4 separate regions of the Homo sapiens genome follow, and all the other regions are linked to region 1. The links are chromatin contacts, found by Hi-C or POLR2A ChIA-PET in ENCODE. All regions are on one chromosome and are shown on one strand. The core of a region is the stretch at or near the end of the contact, and the rest is flanking DNA. Distances in the headings are between cores, read along the strand shown. Region 1 overlaps CAND2 (cullin associated and neddylation dissociated 2 (putative)). Region 2 overlaps RAF1 (Raf-1 proto-oncogene, serine/threonine kinase). Region 3 overlaps IQSEC1 (IQ motif and Sec7 domain ArfGEF 1). Region 4 overlaps IQSEC1 (IQ motif and Sec7 domain ArfGEF 1).

What was found. A loop is a pair of places that touch in the nucleus more often than their neighbours do. ChIA-PET counts read pairs that join two places held with the same protein, here RNA polymerase II (POLR2A). Pooled maps may share reads with other maps.
Region 2: a map of posterior cingulate gyrus shows a loop between it and region 1 (30-fold over the local background). The contact joins two enhancer-like sites. A Hi-C loop is called at or near these places in 1 of 168 maps with a recorded cell type or tissue (posterior cingulate gyrus) and 2 of 50 pooled maps. POLR2A ChIA-PET finds 5 or more read pairs at or near these places in 2 of 52 experiments (OCI-LY7 and WTC11).
Region 3: a pooled map shows a loop between it and region 1 (2.7-fold over the local background). The contact joins two enhancer-like sites. A Hi-C loop is called at or near these places in 8 of 50 pooled maps. POLR2A ChIA-PET finds 5 or more read pairs at or near these places in 5 of 52 experiments (AG04450, Caco-2, OCI-LY7 and 2 more).
Region 4: a loop to region 1 is called in a pooled map, with 2.6 times the contacts of the local background. The contact joins two enhancer-like sites. A Hi-C loop is called at or near these places in 2 of 50 pooled maps. POLR2A ChIA-PET finds 5 or more read pairs at or near these places in 3 of 52 experiments (IMR-90, T-cell and activated CD4-positive, alpha-beta T cell).

The regions. Positions count from the first base shown.
Region 1 is chr3:12,806,965-12,813,514 of GRCh38, forward strand. It overlaps CAND2 (cullin associated and neddylation dissociated 2 (putative)), which reads left to right. Exons shown (of 15, transcript NM_001162499.2): 3 at 342-496; 4 at 1,246-1,369; 5 at 3,095-3,360; 6 at 6,026-6,131; 7 at 6,282-6,424. Among named protein-coding and RNA genes, the nearest start is that of CAND2, 14 kb to the left of the region's middle. RefSeq lists a silencer at 3,123-3,572. Within about 2 kb of position 3,392, at least 24 of the 41 ENCODE cell types and tissues checked have a DNase peak (open chromatin) inside an H3K27ac peak, as active enhancers do.
Region 2 is chr3:12,587,222-12,593,771 of GRCh38, forward strand. It overlaps RAF1 (Raf-1 proto-oncogene, serine/threonine kinase), which reads right to left. Exons shown (of 17, transcript NM_002880.4): 11 at 4,487-4,571; 12 at 3,577-3,753; 13 at 370-416. Among named protein-coding and RNA genes, the nearest start is that of MKRN2, 33 kb to the left of the region's middle. RefSeq lists a silencer at 2,055-2,255. Within about 2 kb of position 3,035, at least 2 of the 41 ENCODE cell types and tissues checked have a DNase peak (open chromatin) inside an H3K27ac peak, as active enhancers do.
Region 3 is chr3:12,996,129-13,002,678 of GRCh38, forward strand. The region is part of intron 1 of IQSEC1 (IQ motif and Sec7 domain ArfGEF 1); the gene reads right to left. Among named protein-coding and RNA genes, the nearest start is that of IQSEC1, 74 kb to the right of the region's middle. RefSeq lists a silencer at 5,101-5,395. Within about 2 kb of position 3,488, at least 17 of the 41 ENCODE cell types and tissues checked have a DNase peak (open chromatin) inside an H3K27ac peak, as active enhancers do.
Region 4 is chr3:12,944,460-12,951,009 of GRCh38, forward strand. The region is part of intron 1 of IQSEC1 (IQ motif and Sec7 domain ArfGEF 1); the gene reads right to left. Among named protein-coding and RNA genes, the nearest start is that of LINC02022, 63 kb to the left of the region's middle. RefSeq lists enhancers at 1-583, 584-1,269, 2,624-3,125, 5,300-5,479 and a silencer at 4,660-4,739. Within about 2 kb of position 4,097, at least 8 of the 41 ENCODE cell types and tissues checked have a DNase peak (open chromatin) inside an H3K27ac peak, as active enhancers do.

The DNA.
Region 1 (6,550 bases), core at 2,142-4,641:
TCCTGACTCTGAAACTCTGGAGGTGGGGCCCAGCCATCTGTTTAAACAAGCCCGCCAGGGGATTCAGATGCACCCTCAAGTTTGAGAACCCTTGTTCTGGAGCACTATTTGGCCATTTCCTGAGACGTAAAACACAAGAAGAAATGTAGGTTTGGGAGGTCCCAGGAACGATGTTGGCATAGCCAGAGAGTATCTCTTTCTGGCCAAACAGGGGCTCCCCTGATGATCTGAGGCCTTTTCCTCAGCACGTGTGGCCGCAGGAGCATGAGGGGACATAAAGGGGCAGCCTGACTCAGGCTGAACCTTGTGCCCTTGGATTCACCTTCCCACTCCCTGCTCAGCCTGGGTCCTCTGGTGGTCAAAGTGAAGGAGTACCAGGTGGAGACCATTGTGGACACCCTGTGCACCAACATGCGGTCAGACAAGGAGCAGCTGCGAGACATTGCCGGCATTGGCCTCAAGACCGTCCTCTCGGAGCTCCCTCCTGCAGCCACAGGTACCCAGGTCCCCAGGACTAGGTACTGTTAGTATTTGTCCTAGTTTATGGTAAAAAAACAAACGAAAAAACAAAAAAAAAACACTGAGGCTCAGAGAGTTGAAGAGACATACCTGAGGTCACTCAGCTAGTAAGCAGGGCAGAGAATTCAGGCCCAGCTCAGTTTAAGTTCATGGTTCTGTGTCAGGAATGCTTTTAGCTCAAGTGATGAAATCTAACTAACGGCAGTTTAAAGAAATCAGGGGTGGTTTTTCCTCACATGGCAATCCTGGAGGAATCAGCCACTCCATTTTTGTAGCAGTTCATTTAGTGGCTCAATGTTGACAGGGTTCCAGTCTTGCCCCATGTCCCCTCCCTTTATAGGGAAAGCACACGTTTTCCCAGAAACCCCCAGAGGACTTCCACTTATATCTCACTGGCAAGAGCTGGATCACCCAGCCACTCCCAGCAGCAAGGGAGGCAGGAAAGGAAGTGTTTAACTTTCCCTGCCTCCCTAGTGGAATGGGGAAAGGAAGAAGGGCTTGGGTGTGTGTAAGTCACCCAGAAGCTCGGCCATCAGCTCTGCAGCTCCCCTAGCTGTCTCCTTGACTTTGGCCAGACTCTGGGTCAAACCTGGGACCTCTGGAGCCCTGGTAAGATTCCCGGGGATGTGGGCTCAGGAACACAGCCAGAGCAGAGGCAGACTAGTGGTGGAGGCTGCCTTTCCCCCAGGCCAGGGCCTCACTGTGCCCACCTTGTGCCCTGTGCAGGCTCCGGGCTGGCCACCAACGTGTGCCGGAAGATCACAGGCCAGCTCACCAGTGCCATTGCCCAGCAGGAGGATGTGGCTGTGCAGCTGGAAGCCCTGGACATCCTCTCTGACATGCTGAGCAGGTGTGGGAGGCCATCCTGGGTATTGAGGAAGAGTGGGTAAAAGGGGACAGGGAGGGACTCAAATCACAGAGCTAGCACCTACTGCACACCAGGCCCTGTGCTTGGGGCTCCTTAATCATCCCAGCAGCCTCGTAAAGGAGAACTCAATTGTCACAATTTTACAGGCTCTGAGAGATGATGCGGTCAGTAAAACCTCCCATGACTTGAACACCTGCTCTGGCCAGAAAAATGTCAGGTGCTGGCCTAGTGTTGGGAACATGGGGTTAGATCAGTCTTGGTTGTTCTAGGGAGGAGTTCACAGACATGTATAAAACTGTGAATGGAGTAAGCACAACAGTAAGGATAAGAGCAGGGCTGATAGGAGCTCAGAGGAGCCCCCAGTCCAGCTGGGAGTGAGGAGCCTTCTAAAAGAGAGTGCTGCTAGAGCTGAGCCTTCGAGGAGGGGCAGGACTTAGCTGAGTTTGGGCAGGTATAAAGAGGATGCTGGAGGGGAGACTGTCCCCAGTCCAGAAGGCAGAGACAGGGGAAGACTTGGGGTCCCAGAGTCTGCCAGGGGTCGTGGGGCAGGCTGTAATGTGGAGAGGTGGGTATGCAGAGCTGAGGTGCAGGGCTGGCCAGGAGCCATGGGGCAGGGGTGAGTATTTGTGTGTTCTACCCTGATCTTTCTCTCTGCAGTGGAGAGTAGGTGGGAGGGGATTGAACAGGCAGGGGACTGGTTAAGAGGCTGCTATAGGGAAAGCAATTCGGGTTGTATTCAGGAGGGGGACTCCACAGGACTTGGAGTGGGCAGGGGAGGCAGGGACTGGAGGCTGACCCCTAGGGTTCTGCCTTTAGTAACTGGCGGGGGCAGACAGAGGTGCTGTGATGGGGTGCACTCCGGGAGCCAGCAGCAGGTGTGTGGGGAGGAAGGTGATGGATTCAAGCTGGGGCATGTTGAACTTGAGGCTCCTGGGAGGCACTCACTCAACCACACACTCCATGAGGGCAGCTCCCAGGATCAGTCTGTCTTGTTCACCCTGGCTTCCAGCACAGTCCCTGTCACTTAGCAGGTGAACAGGCAAACAAATGAAACCTAGGAGAGGGGGTTGGGTAGGACATAGAAATAAGGGAGGGTAAGGTCAGCGTGTTTCTGTAAAGTGAGAAAGAAAAGGTCTCAAGATGTTTACAGGACAGAAAATGCACGGGCCTCGTTTGAAGGTGTGGATAGAAGCTGCTGAGGCAGGCAGGAGCTGTGCTGTGTGCGCAGAAACCATTGTCTGGTGTTGCCTCTTGTCTTGAGCCCAGAGCTCAGCATCTCCAAAGGCACTAGGGAGCCATGGAAGGAGTTAAGCAGAGGAGTGACCAGGTGAGAAGTAGACTTTATACTGCTCTGGTCTCAGCGAGGAGGATGGACAGAAGGGGATGGTATTGAGGCAAGGCCTAGACTTCCAAGAAATAGGGACAGCCTTACTAGATCCTCTATGCTTTCCCCTATCAGGTCTTTCTCCCTAGGCTGGGAGCCAGGCTTTGCACTGCTGAGAAGTCCCTTTCTCTCTCCGCTTTCTCTCATGTAACAAAAGTAATTAAAATAATTCCTCCTCACAGTTGCAGGGCACCTCTTTTGCAAGGGCCATTGAGTTGCCATAATCCTGGGAAGGAGGCCGGGAGAGAATGGGGAGAGGGGCGGAGCCTGGCCCAGGTTGCCCGCGGAGTGCGATCGGCCTGATGCCCCCTCGTGCTCCCCAGGCTGGGTGTCCCGCTGGGCGCCTTCCACGCCAGCCTCCTGCACTGTCTGCTGCCACAGCTGAGCAGCCCGCGCCTGGCGGTGCGCAAGCGGGCGGTCGGAGCGCTTGGCCACCTGGCGGCCGCCTGCAGCACCGACCTCTTCGTCGAGCTCGCTGACCACCTACTGGACCGGCTGCCCGGCCCGCGGGTGCCCACCAGCCCGACTGCCATCCGCACCCTGATCCAATGTTTGGGCAGCGTCGGCCGCCAGGCCGGCCACCGCCTCGGTAAGGGGGCAGGGGGCGGGGCCTGGGCTGGCATGGTGGGCGGAGCTTAGGGTGAGCCAATGACTCGGTAAAGGGGCGGAGCTTGGGCCGCAGTGCAGCCAGGGCCTAAGGGTGGGCCGTCTGCCTTGGTAGGGAGGATGGGGCGGGGCCTGGGCTGATGTGGTGGGTGGGGCCTGGGGCGGGCGGCTGAAGCCCCTGAAACGCAGAGGTTGGGGCCGGATAGGGCTTGAGAGGCGCAGGGCGGGCCCTGAGCTCGACAAACCCCCAGGCCTGAGCCCCTGCTGAGTGCAGACGGTTCAGAGAAGGGGGTTGGTTCAATCACTTATGAGACGTGGAGGCTGGCTGGTAATTACAATTTTAAGTCATGCCACTAAACTGTTAGACTATGTTCTCTTCTCCCAGTTTGACAAAGATATCTTAGTAACAGCCCATGAGCCAAGTTTGAATTTTTAAGAAACAATTTAATGTGCATACAATAAACCGCACTATTTAAAGTGTGCAATTCAGTGTGTTTTGACCTTTGTGTATATCCGTGAAACCTTTCCATCACCCCCAAAAGCTTCCTTGTGTCCGTTTGCAGTCCAGCTCTCTGCCTTGTCCAGGAAGCCACTGATCTGCTTTCTGTCACTATAGATTAGTTTTTTAGAAATGGAAAGCTGCAATCAGGTTTGAATGTATCCTCAGACACCTTGGAGTTCTGACTATACCAAGACAGTTTGGATAGAACTGGCATATGGTCAGCCCCTCCCAACCCCTGGCTCTCTCACTGCAAGGGGCCTTGCAGGCACACGGCGGGGGGTGGGGGGGGGAACCCCAGCTGACATGGCCACACCCTGTCCCATTTCTCCCAAACAGCAGCCAGCCCTCAGCCATCCTTGGTTGCATGGACCTAGGAAAGAGGCCTGCGCAGGCTCGGACAAGGGGTCAGGATCCATTGGGCAGGAAACTCGGGTCCCCAGATACCCAGACAGAATGGAGTCTAGGAGTGTTGGGGGTCTCTAGGTCAGCATGTCTCTTCTTATGCTGTAGGGAAGGGTATGGCTGGAGAAGGGCTTGAGTGGAGTGCTCTAAAGCCTGGAGACCAGGCAGGAACCCCTCTTGCCTGGTCTATTAGGGCAGTACCTGCCTCCCTTTCTCCTATCCAAGGACTTAAACCTAGTGAAGGAAATTAGGCCAGGACATGAATAATGGTTTTGATAACAGATGCTATTTATCGAGTGCCTGCTCGTGTAGAACCTGGACTAAGCTTTTTTATTTATTTTTTTGAGACGGAGTCTCGCTCTGTTGCCCAGGCTGGAGTGCAATGGTGCAGTCTCGGCTCACCGCAACCTCCGCCTCCCGGATTCAAGTGATTCTCCTGTCTCAGCCTCCTGAGTAGCTGGCACTACAGGCGCACGCTACCATACCCAGCTAATTTTTGTATTTTTAGTAGAGACGGGGTTTAACTATGTTGGTTGGCCAGGTTGGTCTTGAACCCCTGACCTTGTGATCCCATGATCTGCCCGCCTCGGCCTCCCAAAGTGCTGGGATTACAGGGGTGAGCCACTGCACCCAACCTTGGACTAAGCTTTTTTAACTTCTTTTTTTTTTTTCTTTTTGAGACTGAGTCTCGTGTCTTGCTCTGTTTCCCAGGCTGGAGTGTAGTGGCACGATCTCTGCTCACTGTAACCTCCACCTCCCAGGTTCAAGCAATTCTGCCTCAGCCTCCCAAGTAGCTGGGATTACAGGGGCGCACTGCCACGTGCAGCTAATTTTTGTATTTTTAGTAGAGATGGAGTTTCACCATGTTGGCCAAGCTGGTCTCGAACTCCTGACCTCAGATGATCCATCTGCCTTGGCCTCCCAAAGTGCTGGGATTACAGGTGTGAGCCACCATGCCCGGCCTAAGCTGTTTATCTTTTTTTTTTTTTTTTTTTGGAGATAGAATCTCGCTCTGTCCCCCAGGCTGGAGTACGGTGACGCTATCTTGTCTCACTGCAACCTCCACCTCCCAGGTTCAAGCAATTCTCCTGCCTCAGCCTCCTGAATAGCTGGGACTACAGGTGTGTGCCACCGTGCCCGGCTAATTTTTTTTTTTTTTTTTTTTTTTTTGAGACGGAGTCTCGCTCTGTCGCCCAGGCCAGACTGCGGACTGCAGTGGCGCAATCTCGGCTCACTGCAAGCTCCGCTTCCCGGGTTCACGCCATTCTCCTGCCTCAGCCTCCTGAGTAGCTGGGACTACAGGCGCCCGCCACCGCGCCCGGCTAATTTTTTGTATTTTTAGTAGAGACGGGGTTTCACCTTGTTAGCCAGGATAGTCTCGATCTCCTGACCTCATGATCCACCCGCCTCGGCCTCCCATAGTGCTGGGATTACAGGCGCGCCTGGCCTAAGCTATTTATCATTATATAATTTATCTTCACAAAATCTCTGCCCAGGAGGCACTGTTATCCTTGTTGTGAAGATTAGCTGACTAAGGTCAAAGAAATGTTGTGACCTGCCCAAGGTCCCATAGCAGTTGGGTGGCAGAGTCAGGGCTAGAACCCACATTTGCTTGACTATGAAACCTCTGAGTTGAATCTACAGTGGTCAGGGCTGCAGGTGCATAGACAGTCTGAGTGCTGTGGGCTGGGGGAACTCCGGGAGAGTGTCTGGCTTGGGTTCAGTGATCCACCTGGCCCTGCAGGGGCTCACCTGGACCGCCTGGTGCCCCTGGTGGAGGATTTCTGCAACCTGGATGATGATGAGCTCCGGGAGTCCTGCCTCCAGGCTTTTGAGGCCTTCTTGAGGAAGTATGTATGGTGGGGTTGCCTGGGGATCCCTTTGGGAAGTTGGTGGGGATGCTGGCCCAAAGCAGTAAAATTTCAGGACTCCCATTGGGCCCTGTCCCCCACTCCTGTCCTGGCTGGATCCAGCAAAGCATTCCTCATCCTGCCCCACAGGTGCCCCAAGGAAATGGGTCCTCACGTGCCCAACGTGACCAGCCTCTGCCTCCAATACATAAAACACGACCCCAACTACAACTACGACAGTGATGAGGATGAGGAGCAGATGGAGACAGAGGATAGTGAATTCAGTGAGCAAGGTTGGTGGACAGCCCATCATTGGGGTTGGAGGGTGGAGGTGAACACAGCCTTCCTGGGATCCCCCAACCAAAGACAGCGGTCACATTTGGTGCCCCTGTCCTGATGCCAGCTCTTTCTCAAGCTCC
Region 2 (6,550 bases), core at 1,785-4,284, 220 kb before region 1:
ACACGCTGGCCACAAACTAGAAATAAACTTAAGACAAAAGCCCAATCCCCGTCAGGTTACATTTACTAATAGTGTGATAAAATTATGCCTATTTCAAGCTTACGGAAATCTCTCCAAATCACTTTTGCTGAGATAAACTCAGAAAGGAACCTAACCTAAACATCGCTCTCATCAGTCCAGGTGAGGCATAAGCTGCTGAGGGACAGGCCAAGCCTACTAATTTTCTGACTTTTCTGTTTTCCTGTCCTCTGCCTCTTTCCTTAAAAAGATATCCCCTGGCACCGAGAGCCACTTGTGATAGAAAGCCTCCCTTCTGTTTCCCTAAATTTAGAACCGAGCAGTCAAATGAACTCAACAACCAAAGGATACTGTTGGATTTCATGTCTCTATGGATGATGTTCTTTGCATGCAAATAGCTGTGAAGGGAAAAGAAATTATTAAAAATAAGTTTGAGGGGCATGAGTAGAAAGCAGTTTTAAACTACAGCTAAGAAGTAAAGCCACTGAAGGCCTGGCTCCAAGGAGTGTTACACACAGGGATAGACCCTGTGCTGTTCAGCCTGGTTCACATCACTGCTTACCTGAAGGTGAGGCCACAGCACAAACATGCTTACACCTTTTTTTTTTTTTTTTTGGAGACTGGAGTGCAGTCAATAGCTTACTGCAGCCTTAACCTCCTGGGCTCAAGTGATCCTCCCACCTCCCAGTAGCCGGGACCACAGGCATGTGCCACCATGCCGCCTTTTTTTTTTTTTTTTTTTTTTTGGGTAGATACAGGGTCTTGCACTGTTGCCCAAGCTGGTCTTGACTCCTGGGCTCAAGTGATCCTCCCATGTTGGCCTCCAAAATGCTTGGATTACAGGCATGGGCCCCTGGCGCCTGACCATTGCTGACACTTCTTCAAGCATCAGTTTTACTCTAAAGTAATTCTGATAACCCAATGTCCATAAATGATGAATGAATAATGTGGCATATCCATACAATGGAATGTTACTCAGACACAGAAAGGAATGAAGTAGTGACTCATGCTACACATTAACCTTGAAAATACTATGCTAGGTCTAAGAGCCCAGGCACACAATACCATATCTTATGTATTATATACAGCCAAGCATCACTTAACGGCAGGGATACCTTCTGAGAAATGTGTTGTTAGCCAACTTGTCATCATGCACACATCATAAAGTGTATTCACACAAACCAAGAAGGTACAGCCTTCTACACACCCTGGCTAAATGGTATAACGTGTTGCACTTAGGCTACAAAACTGTATGGCCCTCAGTGTACTGAATACTGTAGCTGGTTGTAACATGGTGAGTATTTGTGTCTCTAAACATAGCCAAACATAGAAAAGGCACAGTAAAAATACAGTATTATAATCTTGTGGGACCACCTTCCTATATGTGGTCATTGACCGAAACATCATTATATGTTACCTGACTATATTATATCTTACATGATTCCATTTATATTGAACTATAAAGTAGGCAAAATCCATAGAAACAGAAAGTAGACTGCAAGTGGGTGGGAGGTATTGGGTAACCTCTAATGGGTATATTGTTTGGATATCTGTCCACTCCAAATCTCAAGTTGAAATGTGATCCCCAGTGTTGGAGGTGGGACCTAAGTGGCAGGTGTTTGGGTCATGGGGATGGATTCCTCACAAACGGCTCGGTGGCCTCCCTGCAGTAACGAGTGAGTTCACACACTATTAGCTCACATGAAACCTGGTTATTAAAGAGTCTGGGACCTCCCTCCATGCTCTCTCTCTTGCTCCTTTCTCTCACCACATCACACGTGGCTCCCCTTGCCTTCTGCCATGAGTGAAAGCTTCCTGAGGGCCTCACCAGACACAGATGCTGGTGTCATGCTTTTTGTACAGTCTGCAGAACCCCGAGTCAAATAAACCTCTTTTCTTTATAAATTACCCACCCTTAGGTCTTCCTTTAGAGCAACCCAAACAGACTAATACAATGGGCATGTGTTTCTTTCCGGGATAATGAAAATGTTCTAAAATTAGATAGTGGTGGTGGCTGCACAACTCAATACCAGAAAAACACTGAGGTAGGTGTACATTTTAAAAGGGGGAATTTTATGATGTATGAATTATATCTCAATTTTTCTGAAAAGTCATTCCATTTCTTAAAATACACAGAAGGCAACTTCCATATGAATTTTAAAGACAGTGTGAGAATTTATGTAGGACTTGCAAGCACAGCTATAGCTTAGTAACTCCCAGATGTCTAGGGGTACGAGGAGCTCCTCTACTTCAGAGGAGAAGTTTGAGAAGCACTACCCTAGGCTAGCCAGGAAAGGTGGGAGGATCACTTGAGTCCAGTTTGAGACCAGCCTGGGCAACATAGTGAGACCTCCGACTCTACAAAATACACGAAAATTAGCTGGGCACGGTAGCATGTGCCTGCAGTCCCAGCAACCTATGAGACTGAGCCAAGAGGATAGCTGGAGCCCAGGAGTTCAAGGATGCAGTGAGCTATGATTGCGCCGCTGCACTCTAGCATAGGTGACAGAGTGAGAACCTGTGTCTCTAAGGAAAAAAGTGTGGTTTTTTTGGGTTTTTTTTTTTTTTTCAGATGGAGTCTGGCTCTGTCACCCAGGCTAGAGTGCAATGGCACAATCTCCACTCACTGCAACCTCCGCCTCCCGGGTTGAAGTGATTCTTCTGCCTCAGCCTCCCGAGTAGCTGGGATTACAAGCGCCTGCCACCACAACCAGCTAATTTTTGTATTTTTAGTAGAGATGAGATTTCACCACATTGGCCAGGCTGGTTTCGAACTCCTGGCCTCGTCATCCACCCGCCTCAGCCTCCCAAAGTGCTGGGATTATGGGCATGAGCCACCGTGCCTGGCCAGGAAAAAGTTTTTAATTAAAAAAAAAAAATTATCCCAAAAACAACATCTGCTTAAACCCTCATGTGGGACAGCCATGCCTCAGACAGCTGAGCAGAAGGCATTGCCACAGCTGTCCAAGCAGAAGGTACATGCACCCCACTATATTCTCAGGTTTCTGATAAAGCCAGGGTAGCAGGCAGAGCCCAAAGCTGAGCCCCAAGGGGGAAGTTCAGTCCCAAGGAGGAACCTGAACTTCTCTTTTTTTTTTTTTGAGACAGAGTCTCGCTTCTGCAGCCAAGGTTGGAGTGCAGTAACGTGATCTAAGCTCCCCGCAACCTCTGCTTTCCAATGTTCAAGCGATTCTCCCTGTCCCAGTTCTTGAGTAGCTGGGATTATAGGCATGTGCCACCAGACTTGGTTCATTCTTGTATTTTCAGTAGAAACAGGGTTTTGCCATATTGGCAAGGCTGGTCTCAAAACTACTGGCCTCAAGTGATCCACTGGCCTTGGCCTCCCAAAGTGCTGGGATTACAGGTGTGAGCCACCCCACCCAGCTGGAACCTGAACAACTCATTCCTGATAATTGGCCCCTCCAGCCCAGGCCAGAGGCTTGTGCAAAGATATCACAGAATCGCTTAATGGACTAGAAGGCTTTTCCTGATCCTGGTTCCAATTTAGGGACAAATTTGATGCCTGGGTCCCAGAGAGGCATCAGACCATCTACTCACTCCATTCCCTGAGCCGTCTGCCGGGCAATGTCAATTAGCTGGAACATCTGAAACTTGGTCTCCTGGACATGCAGGTGTTTGTAGAGGCTGCTGCCCTCGCACCACTGGGTCACAATTGCCAGGTTGTCCTTTGTCATGTACCCCATGAAAAGCAGAATGTTCACATGCCGTGTTTTGCTGGGGAGGGGAGGGGAAGAGAGGAGAGGGAGGAGGAAAGTGCTCAGGGAGGTCTACTGTGCTTTCCCGTGGACAGTGGGTTCTGTGCTGTCGACACCACCCCCAGTCCCAACACCACCCCCAGTCCCAAAAACAAACACATGGCACGGCTGATAACCCGGGTGGCATTCTGAGCAAAGAGAAGCCCACCATTAGTTCACTGGGCCATCAGTTCAGTGCCAGCCTTGCTTACAGAGAGGACATTCTCTTTCATCAATGTACACTCCATGACCCTCCTGTGGAGGTCACAAGGACTCCTTGTAGAAGTCTCCATTATATGACTTATTCCTACAAGTCTAAATAGTGACTGAAAGATTGGAAAGCTGACTGTTCTGAAGTCTAAAATAAGGCAACTCAGCTATAAAAAAAAGGGTTCTGGGAAATAAAGGTAAAAATAGGGCCTATTTCTGCCCACCTCAAACCAAAACCCAGAGACAGAAATTGGGCTATTGAGTTTACTGTGCCCAGAGGAGGGTATTCTCCTAAAAAGGGGCTCTTCGAAAGGCTTGACAACCACATAAACTAAAGGAAACATCCCTTTGCTCTCAAGGGAGGAGCATCCAACCACAGAAACTCCACAGTGAGTCCTAACTGCCTGCCCGTCCCAACCTGCGGCACAGTCCACTAACTCTACAGTCCTTGTACTCCCCACTCCAGCACTCCAGAGGGACTGGACCGCCAGCTTTCTACTCACCGCAGAACAGCCACCTCATTCCTGAAGGCCTGGAATTGCTCTGGGGTTGGGTCGACAACCTTTAGGATCTTTACTGCAACATCTCCTGCAAAATTAGTTGGCAGTCAGTGCAATCAGTTGAATGATCTCAGTCTTTCAAATAACCTAGTTTTGAGGAAGATACAGTGAATCATTTATCCAAAGAATCACATACCTACACAGATACGGCAAATTTCCAATTTTTTTTTTTTTTTTGAGACAGGGTCTCACTCTGTTGTCTAGGCTAGAGTGCAGTGGCACATTGCAGCCTTGACCTCCAGGGCTTAAGCAATCCTCCCACCTTGGCCTCCCAAAGTGCTGGGATTATAGGTCCAATCTCTACATAATTCAAATGACTCAAAAAAGTTACATAGGTTAACTGCTATCGCTACAGTTAGGCCTTCGATAGCCTTGGTTAAACTATTCACACCAACCCTGGCAAGCCACAGAGGTGAGGTCATGTGTGACAGGTCAAAACCTTGTCCTGTGGGGATGAAATCAGTGCATACATATGAATGGCCTGGCAAATACAGAATGACTGGGGCTGGTTGCTGGTGTAAGGAAGCAGGCCATTTAGCAACTATTGAGGCTGAACTCTGAATCCACATTTCAGTGAGACCTAAGATGGTCCCTAGTAAAAATTCAGAGATATATATTGAAATTAAGCTTCTCTGCCTTCAATACCATTAAAAAGTAATTCTAATAATACTGAATCCTGGCACTGTGTATACTTTTATCTCTGTTAATCCTCACAGCTGCCCTCTGACGTAAATAATTTATCTTCACAGACAACAAGCTGAGAAGTTTAGTCACTTGCCCAAGGTCATACAGCCAAAAAACAAAGAACGCTGCAGCCAGGATCAAAACCCCAGTCTGACTCCAATTGCTATTCTACCTATAACACTGACAACTGATTGTCAAGCACTGTAAAACCAGCCTCTTGATATAACTTTAGACACATCCAGGGATCCATTCCACTTTAGAGTGCTATAAATTTAAAAGCCACTTTTTTTTTTTTTTTTTTTTTTGAGACAGAGTCTCGCTCAGTCACCCAGGCTGGAGTGCAGTGGTGTGATCTGGGCTCACTGCAAGCTCCACCTCCCAGGTTCACGCCATTCTCCTGCCTCAGCCTCCCGAGTAGCTGGGACTACAGGCACCCGCCACCACGTCTGGCTAATTTTTTGTGTGTGTTTTTAGTAGAGACGGGGTTTCACCATGTTAGCCAGGATGGTCTCGATCTCCTGACCTTGTGAGGCCTCCCACCTCGGCCTCCCAAAGTGCTGGGATTACAGGTATGAGCCACCGTGCCTGGCCAAAAGCCACTTTCAAAAGTGTTTCTGGAGCCTCTCTGTTGGAGCCTTCCTCCTTCCTTTTTTTTTTTTTGAGATGGAGACTCGCTCTGTTACCTAGGCTGGAATGCAGTGGCACAATCTTGGCTCACTGCAACCTCCGCAAGCGATTCTCCTGCCTCAGCCTCCCGAGTAGCTGGGATTACAGGCATGCTCCACCATGCCCAACTAATTTTTGTATTTTTGGGTGGAGATGGGGTTTCACCATGTTGCCCAGGCTGGTCTCAAACTCCTGACCTCAAATGATCTGCCTGCCTCGGCCTCCTGGAGTGCTGGGATTACAAGCGTAAGCCACCCCACCCAGCCCTCCCCATTTCATTTTTGGGAAGAAAATTGGTAGAGAGATGGTCCTCACGATAGGCCCAAACTGTCTCCCTGTGATCTCTGGTTTTATCATCTAAAGTTTCAACGAGTCCCCATGTTTTAACAGCAGCCTCCAAAGTGGCTCTCATCCAGTTAACCTGCACATGTGTTTGCCATGGGCTGCCGGTGAAGGTGCTGTTGACTGGATGGGAGAGATCCACACTATGTTTGGAGCTACCTTCTATCTAGAAAAATGGATCCATATGGGACACCATATGGGAAACGTGTATAACCAGCCCTGAGTAGGAGGACAACAATCATTTGCATAAGTGTCCATTCTGGTACAGTTGGAGCCAAGACAGGAGTGCTGGAACAGAAGGGGAGTTCCCCAAGA
Region 3 (6,550 bases), core at 2,238-4,737, 190 kb after region 1:
CCAGCCTGGGCAACAGAGCAAGACTTTGTCTCTTAAAAACACTTTTTTTTTTTAAAGAGCAGTTAAGGGAAGATAAGATGCTTGTAGTTTTAATATTTAAAAATGCAGTCCCTGAGAAGCCATATACTTTTGTTGTCAGTGCCAGGAGTAGGTCACCTGGCTGGTTGGAAGGCAGGTGAGGAAGTGAGAATGACAAAGGTTTTAGAATCTGTTGGACCTGGGCAAGTCCCACGACTTTTCTGAGACTCATTTGAACTCATCCTTAAAATGGAACTGAAGCTAAAAATTCCCACCCTGCCTCGCTTCCAAGGCTGCTGTGAGAATTAACTATGATAATGTGTGGAAAGCCTGCACAAAATGCACTGTGTAAATATTTTCATTCCCAGGAGCCGTGAAGGAAGATGTCGAACACTTAACTGCATAAAAATTAAAACTATGTAAATGGAATCAAAATACCATAAACAAAGTAAAAAAGACAAATGGTAAACTGAAAAAAAATGTCTGCTGCAGCACATATGACAGAATTTAATTGAGGAAAATGCAATGAAAGTTAATTTCTCTAATACATAAACAGGTCTTTCAAATCGATAGGAAAAAGATGACTAACCCATTAGAAAAAAGAGCAAAGGATATGAACAAGCAGCTCATGGAAAGATCTTCAATCTCACTTGTAATTAAATGTATATTAAAGAAATACAAATCAAAACACAACATGGTTGCCATTTTTTAATCTACCAAGTTGGCAAAAACGAATAAGTTTGCTAATACTTTTGCTGCTAAAGGTGGGAAGAAATGAGCACTCTCAAAAATGCTGTAGGGTGAGGTGCCAGATGGTGCAACCAATCGGGAAGGGTATGGCGAAGCTACTACAGCATGCTAATATAAAAATACAAGGACAGACAACACAGCACTGTGTGTACCAGTAAACAGCGAAAGAAAAGAGCCATCTTCAGGGTCCAGCAGTAGGAGAGGGAGTAACTTCATTAAGATACCCATTACTGGGACTTTGTCCTAGGATGGACAGATCTCCAGGTCATATTTCTACTGAAAAATTCAAGGAACAGAAGACTGTATATCATGATCCTTTTGTGTACAAGTTAAAAGGCTCTATGTAGATGTGTGTGGGAATTTCCTAATTTTCCCAAAGGACACAAATATGCCGAAACAAAAAAACTCTTATTGATGGATACCTTTTGGGAGGACTGAGGGGTGCATGGAATGGATATGTGAGGCGCTTTTACTTTTCATTTTATACTTTTTTGTAATAATTGATTTTTAAAAGGTCAACAGGGGTTATCTGGGCACAAGCTGATGGGCCAATTGAAGTCTCTTCTTGACATGTCTTTATATTTAAACAATCAGGTTTGCAGTGCTTAATGATGGGGATACATTCTGAGAAATGTGTCCTTAGGTGATTTCATCATTGTGAAACCTCATAGAGTGTTCTTACACAACCTAGATGGCACAGCCTACTACACACCTAGGCTATATGGTATGGCCTAGTCCTCCTAGGCTACAAACCTGTTCAGCATATGACTGTACTGAACACTGCAGGCACTTAATCACAATTATTCCCTTGGTTTCCTCCATATACAGTTATTCCAAATCAATAAGAAAAAAACATGAACAACTCAAAATAAAAATGTCCAATTAATTTGACCAGGTAGTAGATATTTGTGTATCTAAACATAACATAGAAAAGGTACGGTAAAAATATGGTATTATCATCTTATGGGACCACCATCATATATGTGGTGTGTCATTGACCGAAATGTCATAATGCACATTACTATAAATGTTTTTAAAGTGAATAAAAATTATTGAAGTATTCTTGTTCCTTAAAGTCCACCAGTGAGGGATTTGTTAAACAGATTATAATTAAGACACATCCATATGATGGAAGCCTATGCAGCCATCAAAAAGAATGTGGCAGCTCTACGGCCAGGCACAGTGGCTCATACCTGTAATTCCAGCACTTTGGGAGGCCAAGGCAGGTGGATCACTTGAGGCTAGGAGTTCAAGATCAGCCTAGGCAACATGGCAAAACACCGTCTCTACTAAAAACACAAAAATTAGCTGGGTGTGGTGGCATGTGCCTGTAATCCTAGCTACTTAGGAGGCTGAAGTGGGAGGATCACCTGAACCAGGGGAGACTGAGGCTGCACTAAGCTGTGATCACTCCACTGCACTCCAGCCTGGGTGACAGAGTGAGACCCTGTCTCAAAAAAAACAAACAACAAAACAAGACAAAAACAACAACAAAAAAGTGGCATCTCTACATGGACTGATATGATAAGGAACAATCCCCAAGATATTTTGGTAGGTGCAATAAAGGATGTAGGGTATGTTACTTTTTATGTAAGAAAGAGGGAGTAAGCCAGGTGTGGCAACTCTTACCTGTAATCCCAGCTGCTCAGGACGATGAAGTGGGAGGATCACTTGAGGCCAAGAGTTCAAGAGCAGCCTGGGTTAATGTAGCAAGGGTCCCTCTTAAAAAAATTTTTTTTAAATAAAAATAAAAATCTGGAATTAAAAAAAAAGAGGGGGTATAGAATATCTGCTGGTACCTGCATATGTTGTCTCTGACAAAGATGCTCAAGAAACTGGTACATGGTTTTGCCATGTTGCCATGCCCTGGGGAAGGTTCTGGGTGATGACCGAGGGTGAACTGTGGAGACAGTGGGGATGGAGAGCTGCCTGCTACACTTCCTGCTTTGTGGGCAGCTATAAAGTGGGGGGTCGGGGGGCAGGATCAAGGCCAAGGCTGATCTCTGGGTAGGTTGAGTGGTTTTGTTTCCCAACATGAAGCTTTGCCCCCCTAGACGTCTTCGTGCCCTGGGGGATGGAGTGGAAAGGAGACTGGCTTTTCACTGAAATGTTTCATTTAAGTATTTTTTGCATGTATTACTACATGCATGTATTACTGTTTGTAAAATATTATGTTTAAAACTAATTTCTGAGTGGGGAGCTGAGAAGCCTGATTTCTAAGAGCCTGCTGTGGCACTCAGGATGACTCCCCGTGTGACTTCAGGAAGGCAGGTGTCCCTTCTGAGCCTCAAGGTCCCCTCTATCAAGAAGCATAAGACGAGTACTAAGACTCCTTACAACTCTGATGCCATACCAGCTCCAGAACCTTCTCCCTGGAAGAGCCACTTAGATATGGAATGGCTGCTGGGGAGGTAGGGACTCCCTGTCCTTGGGCTCATGGGAGCAGGGCTGAGGGTAAACTGCCTTGCATGACTTCTAAAATCCCTCCCAGCTCGGCAGTGTGCTGTTCCTTCTTCATTCTCCCATTCCCAGTGCCCTGCCTGGAAACTCTTAGTTCATATTTCCTCTCTAGGTTACCCCTGGCAATGGTCTCGTCTGTCTGGGTTGGAGGTCAGTCCTGTGGTGTGGGGACAGATGACACAGCACTGGGCGCCCACGTGGGGCGGGGACATCTAGGGGAACAAAGCGTCATGTTGGGAAACAAAACCGCTCACCCCACCCAGAGATTAGCCTTGGCCTCCGTCCCGCCCCCTGCACTTTATAGCTGTCCACAAAGCAGGAAGTATAGCAGGCAACTCTCAGTTCCCATTGTCTCTGCAGTTCACCATCGGTCATTACCCAGAACCTTCTGTGACTCCCTACTGCCCACCAAACCAGGTAGACACTCTTCAGGGGACATTCAAGCTCCTGTACTTTCTGGCCTCAATTTGTCCCTTCTAGCTCTTCACTCTGTCCATTATTGTCCCTTATCAAAGTAATTTTCAACAATACACATTCGATCACATCCCTTCCCTGCTCTAAACGCTTCTGTAGCTCCTATGTCCTGTGTAATAAAGTCCAAGCTCCTTAGGAACTAGCATTTGCCTCCCTGCTTAGCTCTATCTTCAACTATGTCTCTCAAAATTAGGCTAAACCTAATGCTTTTCAAGCACACTGTACTATTTCATATCATTGTGTATTAGCACATACTATTCCCTTGGTTTCCTCCATATATAAAGAGTTATTCCAAATCAATCAAAAACAAAAAAAATGAACAACTCAAAATAAAAATGTCCAATCAATTTGACCAGGTAGTTCAGTGAAAAAGAAATACAAATGGCCTGTAAACATTCAAAAAGATGTACGACCTTACACAGAAACACAAATCAAATGATAATCTCATTTTCATCCATCAAATGGGCAAAAATTCATAGAAAGCTCATGTCTCTTTGTATATTAGCTGAAGTCCAAACCCATCCTTTAAATCCAGCTCTAAAAATGTCACCTCCTCTAGACGTCATCTTCTTGGCTCCCACAGTGTCCTGTACATCTTGAGACAGTGGGGCCAGGTACAGAGCAGAAATTCTATAGATGTTAGCTATTATTAATAAAAATAACAGCTACCATGCTGTTCTGTGGTCATCAGCTAATGGTTCTGTCCACCTGCCCAGAAGGTCCCTGAAAGCAGGAATAGAGTCTGCTTCATCACTGCTTTACTAGGACGAGCACAGGGCCTGCTACAGAGCCATGCCCTGTAAGCAGACAGGTGAGGTATATGCAGCAGAGGGAAGGCTGAAGCCAGGAGCCAGCCCTCAAGGGCTGCCCTGCTGGGGAGAGTAGGCACTGTGGAGGGGAGGGCTGAAGGAGGGCCAGTTGGTGGGCACAGCCCCAGGCTTGCAATAAACACAACTTCCATGAACTGGTACCCACTTTGTGTCAGAGAGCACTGTGCCAGATACTTTATCCAAACTATCTCTATTCCTGCAGATTCTTTGAGATGGGTGGTGTGCCCTCCATTTTACAGGTGAGAAAACAGAGGCTCAGGAATGGGGAGTGACTTACCCAAGTGAGTCTTTTTTTTTTTTTTTTTTTTGAGACAGAGGCGTGTGCTGTCACTCAGGCTGGAGTACAGTGGCTCGACTTTGGCTCCCTGCAACCTCTACCTCCTGGGTTCAAGCAATTCTCCTGCCTCAGGCCTCCCAAGTAGCTGGGATTACAGGTGCTTGCCACAATGCCCAGCTTTTTTTTTAAATTTTTTTATTTTTAGTAGAGATGGGGTTTCACCATGTTGGCCAGGCTGGTCTCGAACTCCTGGCCTCAAGTGATCCGCCCACCTCAGTCTCCCAAAGTGTTGGGATTACAGGCATGAGCCACCATGCCCGATCCTAAGTGAGTTCTTATCATTACCCCACACTGCCTGTGCTGGCTTGTGGGCACTTGATAGATGCATGAGGTTGGACATTTCATGTTCCCTATCTGGAACTCTGCTCTCCCGTCTGAGAAATGGCTCTATATTAGGGGTTTCTCAAACTTAAGAACTGATGGGCCTCTAAGAATACAGTTCCCAAGCTCCATCAGGCCCCACCTTTTAGAAACACTGCATCCAGTGGTAAACGCTGCTACACTGGAAGGTCCTGTGATGACCACATGTTCATAAAGAAAAGGCAGCCACGAACATCAGGGAGCAGAGCTCAGTTGGTAGAGGGTCGTCCAGATGACCTGCAGCATGCTTTTGTTAAAATGGGGGAGGAGTTTTCGTCTTCACGAAAATGATGTTTAAAAATGTATTGTCTTGGCCTTAGCTGGAGTGGTCAAAAATAATAATAAATATTGTCAAATGATTTTTTACAAGGTGCCAAGACAATTCATTGGAAACAATCATTTCTTTAACAAGTAGTGCTGGCCGAGCGCGATGGCTCACGCCTGTAATCCCAGCACTTTGGGAGGCTGAGGCGGGCGGATCACCTGAGGTCAGGAGTTCCAGACCAGTCTGGCCAACAAGGTGAAAACCCATCTCTACTAAAAATACAAAAATCAGCCAGGCGTGGTGGTGTGCACCTGTAATCTCAGCTACTCCAGAGGCTGAGGCAGGAGAATCACTTGAACCCGGAGGCAGGGTGGGGGGTGGCAGAGGTTGCAGTGAGCTGAGATCTAGGCACTGTGCTCTAGCCTGGGTGACAGAACAAGACTCCATCTGGAAACAAACAAACAAACAACAACAACAAAAAACAAGTAGTGCTGAGACAACTGGCTATTTATACACAAAAGGATACATTTGGGCCCATGCTTCCCACCATACACAAAAATTAACTCAAATTAATCAAAGACCTAAATGAAAGAGTTAAAACTATAAAAATCTTAGACAAAAACATAAGAAGAAATCTTTGTGACCTTGGGTTATACAATGATTTCTTAGATACAACACCAAAAGCATAAGCAAGAGAATTACAAATTCATAAATTGGACTTCATGAAAATTAAAAACTTTTGCACTTCAAAAGACACCATCAAGAAAGTAAAAAGATAAGGCCCTGCATAGGCTCATGCCTGTAATCTCAGCACTTTGGGAGGCAGAGGCAGAAGGATTGCCTGAGCCCAGGAGTTCGAGACTGTAGGGAGCCATGATCATGCCATTGTATTCCAGCCTGGGTGAGTGAGTGAGACCTGATCTCCAAAAAAAAAAAAAAAAAGGAACTGAGAAACTGAGAAAATTATATAACTGATACTGGAACCTGTATGTAGAGTATGCAAATAACTCATGACTCAATAACAAGGAGACAATACAATTTTTAAATGGGCAAAAG
Region 4 (6,550 bases), core at 2,847-5,346, 140 kb after region 1:
TGACCCCAGAGCTCACGCCTCTGCTCCAGGCCTGTGCACCTCCCTCCTGTCTGACCCCAGAGCCCACGCCTCTGCTCCAGGCCTGTGCACCTCCCTCCGGCTCGCCTCGTCTTTGCAGCCCGAGGGCACATCACACACGCCCGGGACTGGAAGCACTTCAGTCAGGCGCCAAATCTGTGCTTCCAGGCACAGATCACAGGGAACAACGGCTGGTCCTTAAAGAGATGCAGCCGGGCCTCCGCTCCTAAGAGGAGGATTCAAAACAATCTCATCACCCTAAGTTCACAGAAGCACAGAGACAGACAAGCAGTTTCCCTGCAGGTCCCTGGAGCTGAAGCAGGAAGCCCCTTGGTGGCCCACAGGCTGCTGCTGAGCTGCTGGGAGGCACCGTCAGGGAGGGGAGTGTGGGACCCTCACTGTGCTGCCCCCGACCCAGGATGGAGGAGCAATGTTCACCTCAAGTCTGAAGGAATTCCACCCTTCACCAAGCCCTTTCTAACCTGGCCTGAAACCACTGTGAGCAGGCAGAGCAGGGCATCCTTCCCTGATGGTTGGGGGTGAGTGAGGGCCCAGGCCTGCCTGAGAACTTGAGAGGGGCCTTTGTTCCCAGTTGGCCGCGGTGTGGGGCAGAGGGGGTTGGGGAAAGAGATCAGGCGGCAGCCACTGAACTCAGAATGGGCAGGAGATGGGAGTGCCTGGCGCTGGTAGTTCAGGGTGGCTTTGGGCCCCGGGGCAGGGTATCTTTGGGGATAGGATTGCAATGGTGGTGGCCTGGGGCAGACTTTCTGGGCCTGTGGCAGCCCAGGATTCCGCTCTGGGCACTCCTGGGTTCCTGGCTGCCCTGGGTCAGCAGGTCCAGAACATGCTTGGGAGTGGCCGGGCCTCCCTCTCCAGGAAGGGAAGGCCTGACAGTCACCCACAGTCTTCCCTTCCATCCTGGAGCCAGGGTCCTGGGGGTCATCAGTTTAATCCCTCCCCCGACTCAAACGCCCCCATTCAATCTGTCACCGGGTCCTGTCCAGTCTATTGAATAGCATCAGCTTGTGCAATGTGGCAGCCCTTCCACACTCCAAAAAAAAAAAAAAAAATCAAACCCAACTTCAAACCACCCCAAAAAAAAGAAATGGCTGGGCCATCCTACTGCAACCAGTGTGGCACCACAGGATTCTTCAGCAAACGTGGACAAAAGTGAGCACAGTGTGGAATTTTCCACATAGCTATGAACCCATTTGAGCCAGAGGACATCACCTCTTGATGGCCCCAATCAGCAACTACGCAGTGCAGTATTAGACCCTAAAAAAGTGGCTTTTCTGAGTTTATCTGAACTGATAAATAAAAATACAATTTAAGTGAAAATACCCAGTATTGACAAGTACATGCAGCCATGGGCACTCTAGGACTCTGCTGCTAGGAGTATAAATCAGGACAGGAAGTTATCGAACTTAAATGATGTGGACGCTTGACTATTTTCTGGCTGAACTCGTAAAGATGTTTTGCTCTACAGCAACACTCTGGGCTCTCAGCCCCACCTTCCTGATTAGGACTCAGCTCTACCCAGTTTCTTCCTGGGGCAGGAAGAACTATCCTATGTCAACCTTTCCCTTTCTAGGGCAGAAACACAGATACCTTAGTGACAGAGCTTGGCTATAAAGTGATGGTCACATTTTACCAGCATACATGAGTCTCTAGGTGGGACTTTTGGGTTAGAGAACAGCCAGACTGGCTCCTATATCCCTGCCCCGACCTCTTGAGCTCAGCTGCTGGACATCTCACCACCCACTGTAGCTGCCTTGGGGATGCTTCTCCCAAAAACCCAGCCCATTGAACAGGACTGGTGAACACACCAGTGTGAGTCCTTAACTGCGCCTCTGAATTTATTATCTCTCTCAGACACCTGGGCTACATGCAGACCAAGGAATGGGCCGAGGCACCTCTTCCAAGTCCCTGAATATTCCTGGCAGTTCAGAGTCTCTGGAACATCCTATGAGCGTTAGGTGGCTGCCGCCCAGCCCCTTTCCATAGATTTGTGCAAAGGAAATAAGACCAATGTGTGCAGCAGTACATACGAGGATGTCCACAGCAGTGTTGTTTCTGATTATAAACATCTGGAAATAACCTAAATGAGCATCGACAAGGGGATGACTGAAATTAATTCTGTATCCACACACTGGAAATAACATCAAAATGGGGTAAAGATCTAGTTTGATGGCTGTTCTTATGAAAAAGCCTTGGGGATTTTTTGTGGACTATAAGATGAATGTGAGCTGATGTCATGATGTGGCCGAGAAGCCAGTCACCAACATGAATAAAAAGCCAGGAGCAAAAATAGCCCTGCTGCCCGCCACAGTTCTCAGACACAGCAGAAGACAGTGTCTGGGGGCTGCACAGACAGTCCAGAGCCTGAGGGCAGGGACAGCAGACCTGGGACACCTGCATGCCCTACCCACTCCTCCCTGGCAGACATTGCTAATTGATCACAGACTCCCTCCTAAAGAGCTTGGATGAAGCCTCAGCCTCCTTCCAACACAGCACTCCATACAACTGATCCCAGCTAGCATGTGAGATGGACTCTATTTGCCAAGGCCAAATAACAGTATGCCAGGAAGCAGTATAACAGTATGCTCCTATCAAGAGCTGGGGCTGTGCAGCCGGGAGGAAAGCAGCCTCGGGGAGATGATGTGATCCCCATCATCAAGCCTCTGACAGGCTGACAAGCCGAGGCTAGAGATTTCTCCTGCAGGCAGAACTATGACTGCCAATACCCGACGTGATGAAGTACACTCTCATGTGGTTAGGGCTGCTTAGGAGGTGGTGAGTTCTCTGTCACTGGAGGTGTGCAAGCTGCGGCAGGTCAGACACCCGTCAGAGAGGTGGTACAAGGGACTCCAATCCTGGCTGGAAGCCTCTATCCCAGGGCCATATGACCTGTCTGAGTCTGCCATCTTTACACCGAGGTCTCAGCTTAACCCCACTTCCTCCACAAGGCCACCCTCACCCCACACACTCTTCCCCACCCCGGGGATCACCTGATCTCGTGTGCAGTCCATCTGCACCATGGAGGAGTCTTGCTCTGTGAGGGTGGGAGACAACTGCCCAAGCATCCCCCAAAGCCCTGGCCTCCAGCAAAGATGGGAATGGCCATGAGCAGGAGGCCTGCTCCTTCCCATGAGATGAGTTCTGTATGTCCTGGATGGGCCCCTGGTGGTGGGACAGGCCAAGGACAGGGCCAGAGAGCACGTAAGGGCCTGGAGCTGCATGTGGATGCATCCACACTCTGCCCCAGAGCCCATCACGTGCTAAGGCACAGTGAGCCCTCCTTTCCCAGACTGGGGACTCCAAGCTTTGGTCACTGAAAGGTCGCCAAGCTCTTCCCCCTTCTCCAGTTTTCCAAACATGTTTTCCTGTGATGGAAGTGGTATGTGGTGTTTTATGTGGGGACATGGCTGGGTGAAGCGCTAGATCCCTATAGGACAGTGTTGCAATGGACACCTCGCAGGAATAGAGATCACAACTTGAAGAGTTTCCTCCTGCTGCCCCGCCCCACCCAGGCTTTCTGCCAAGCAAGGGGCCAAGCAGGCTCCTGGGTGGAATTCTAGCTCTACTGCTTACCAGCTGTGTGACCACAGGAGGAATTAATGCTGTGCCTCAGGTTCCTTCCTCTAAAATTGGGGTAATTAGTGTATCTACTTCACAGGACTGTGAAGACTTAGTGGAGCTAATTAATACAGTGAGGTCCTTAAGAAAGTGCTTGGCTCTTAAAAAGCACTTTTCAATGGCTGTCTTGGGTTATTCTCTGATCTACAAGCCCCAGCAGCTGGAGGCAGGAAGGGCAGACAAGCCTAGTGCCCCAAGCCAGGGTCACCTGCCCTGCACCCTGCCTGCTGTTGAGACCCTCTCTTCGAGACACCCACCTCCAGGCTGGAGAGCCTGACCCCAGGGTGGAGGGAGACCTGGACCCAGACACCTTCCACTGGCCTGTTCCCTGGACTGGGGAGCTCATGGGGATGGGTGAGAAAGGCAGACAGTCCAACCCCAGCCCCTCAGCCCAGACCTGTTGGATGCCACGTCCCGACTCGCCAGGGAATGAGTCAGGGCTGGGGGGCTGTGGCCTCTCAGCCACGGATGTCTCTAATTATGGCCTATGAAGTAATGAATGACTTTTCTCAAGAAAAATGTTAGCCAGGGGAGGTTCTGGGCACCAGTGAGGGTACAAGATGAAAGCAGTGACCCACTGTTCACCCCCAATATCGACAACGACAATGGTAGTAACAGCGAATGTCTATATGGCTAGTGATGTTCTAAGCTGTATATGGAACACATTCAGTGCTCTCAATACCCTGCAGGCACGGAAAGGTGGCACCCATCCCCAAGGGCATATGGGCAGCTTGGCCAGGACGCCCGAACACTTGCCCATTGTGTTCATGCAACTTCTTACGGAGAGGGCAAACACACATGTATGTACACACATATACATACGCAAACACAAGTATACACGGGTCTGAATTATACAGCAGCAACTTCTCCACAAACCTGCCAGGTACAAGATGCCGTGGTGGGTGTGTTTAAAATACATGACCTGTAACTCAACCACCGTCGCTGGGAGGTAGCTAGGACTGCTCCCTTCTGCAGATGACAAACTCAGGGATGGAAGAGTTGAGTCACCAAGTCAAGGTTGTGAGTATAAGACAGAGTTGTGTGGGACCTGACCCCACACCATGCCTCTCCTGCCCAGCTGCTCAGGGGAAAAGCATGCTGCTGGCAGCTTGGACAGGGCTGGGTCCAGAGCCTAGGGGTCCTGGGGTTGTGCACAGTTATGAGATAAATCAGAGAAATAAGCCTAGCCACGTGTGGCCAGAGGGTGGCCACATCACATGGCAAAGCCACCCTCTTCAGAGGGGGCCGGGCCCCATGCTAGAGGAAGCAGGCAATCTTGAAAGCCTGTCTGTGGTTAAATGTCCATGCCAGCAGCCTCAGGCCAGACTCCTGGCAGTCTGCACAGGCCAGAGCAAAACAGCCTCCTGAAGTACGTATGCCCATCACGCCTCCAGGCCTCATGGCTTCCCCTATACTCTGCTTTCAGGGTTTCTGATTTCCAGAAAGGGAGCCTAGACTGGGCAGGCACAATTCATTTCCAGCCCTCACAAGCTCCCTCTTGGGGCTTTCTGTGGCTCTTCTCTGCCTAGGCCACATTAACCAAGGTTAGTCACCCAGAGGAAGGAAGGGGATGGTCTTGTTCTGCACAGGGCTATCTTCACCTCTATGCCCCCGTCTCGGGGAGGGATGGGACACAGCCAGGCAGGGTCTGGGGGGCGGGTGGGGGCACATCCTCTGAGCAAGAGCAGGGATGGCACAGCTGGAGAGAGGTGGCCGCCACCCCTGCCAGGTCTCTGCAGGGTGGTCCTGGTGCAGAGAGAACAGGCAGGTTTGTGAGGCCAGGGGCAGGAGCTTCAGACAGCTAGCAGTTTTGAACAGTTCAGCAATTTAAGAAGGGGCTGCTTTAAGGGCTAGTGCAGGTGTTCAAGCAGGGTCTGGAAAAATCAGTCTTTCTGGGCTGATGTGGCTGGGGCTGGGTCACCCACACGTATGCTCACCCACTATGCCACTATGCGACGGGGGAGCCCAGCACAAGCTAAGTACACAGATTTCACCCCTGCAACAAGCCTGTCAAGAAAGCACTGCTCTTCCCATTCTCCATATGAGAAAATGGAGGCTCAAGAAGGGCCCACTGTGATCCTTGCCCAGGACTGCAGACCACAGAGCAGAGCCAAGATTCAAATCCATGTCATTCTTCTAGTCCTTCCCATTCTGGAATGTTCTCGGGACTGCAGTCCCCAAGAGTTAGCCTGGCCCCAAGGAGCAGAATGCAAGGATACAAAGAAATGGACCTCAAAGGAAAACCGAATGTGCAAAGAAGGGACATAAAGTTGGCCAGCTGTGGTGGCTCACGCCTGCAATCCTAGCACTTTGGGAGGCCGAGGTGGGACACTGCTTGAGGCCAGGAGTTTGAGATCAGTTTGAGAAACGTAGCAAGACCCTGTCTCCACAAAACATTTTTTAAAAATATTAGCTGGGCATGATGGCAAGTGTCTGTAGTCCCGGTGCTTTCGGAGGCCAGGGCAGGAGGATCACTTGAGGCCAGGAGTTGAAGACCAGCCTGGATAACATAATGAGACTCCATCTCTACAAATTTTTTTTTTTTTTGATACGGAGTCTCACTCTGTTGCCCAGGCTGGAGTGCAGTGGCGTGATCTCGGCTCACCGCAAGCTTCACCCCCGGGGTTCATGCCATTCTCCTGCCTCAGCCTCCCAAGTAGCTGGGACTACAGGCACCCACCACCATGCCTGGCTAATTTTTTTTTTGTATTTTTAGTAGAGACGGGGTTTCATAGTGTTCACCAGGATGGTCTCGATCTCCTGACCTCGTGATCCACCCGTCTTGGCCTCCCAAAATGCTGAGATTACAGGTGTGAGCCACTGCGCCCGGCCAAAAAAATTTTTTAAATAGCTGGGAGCAGTGTCTCTTGCCTGTAGTCCTGGCTACTCAGGAGGC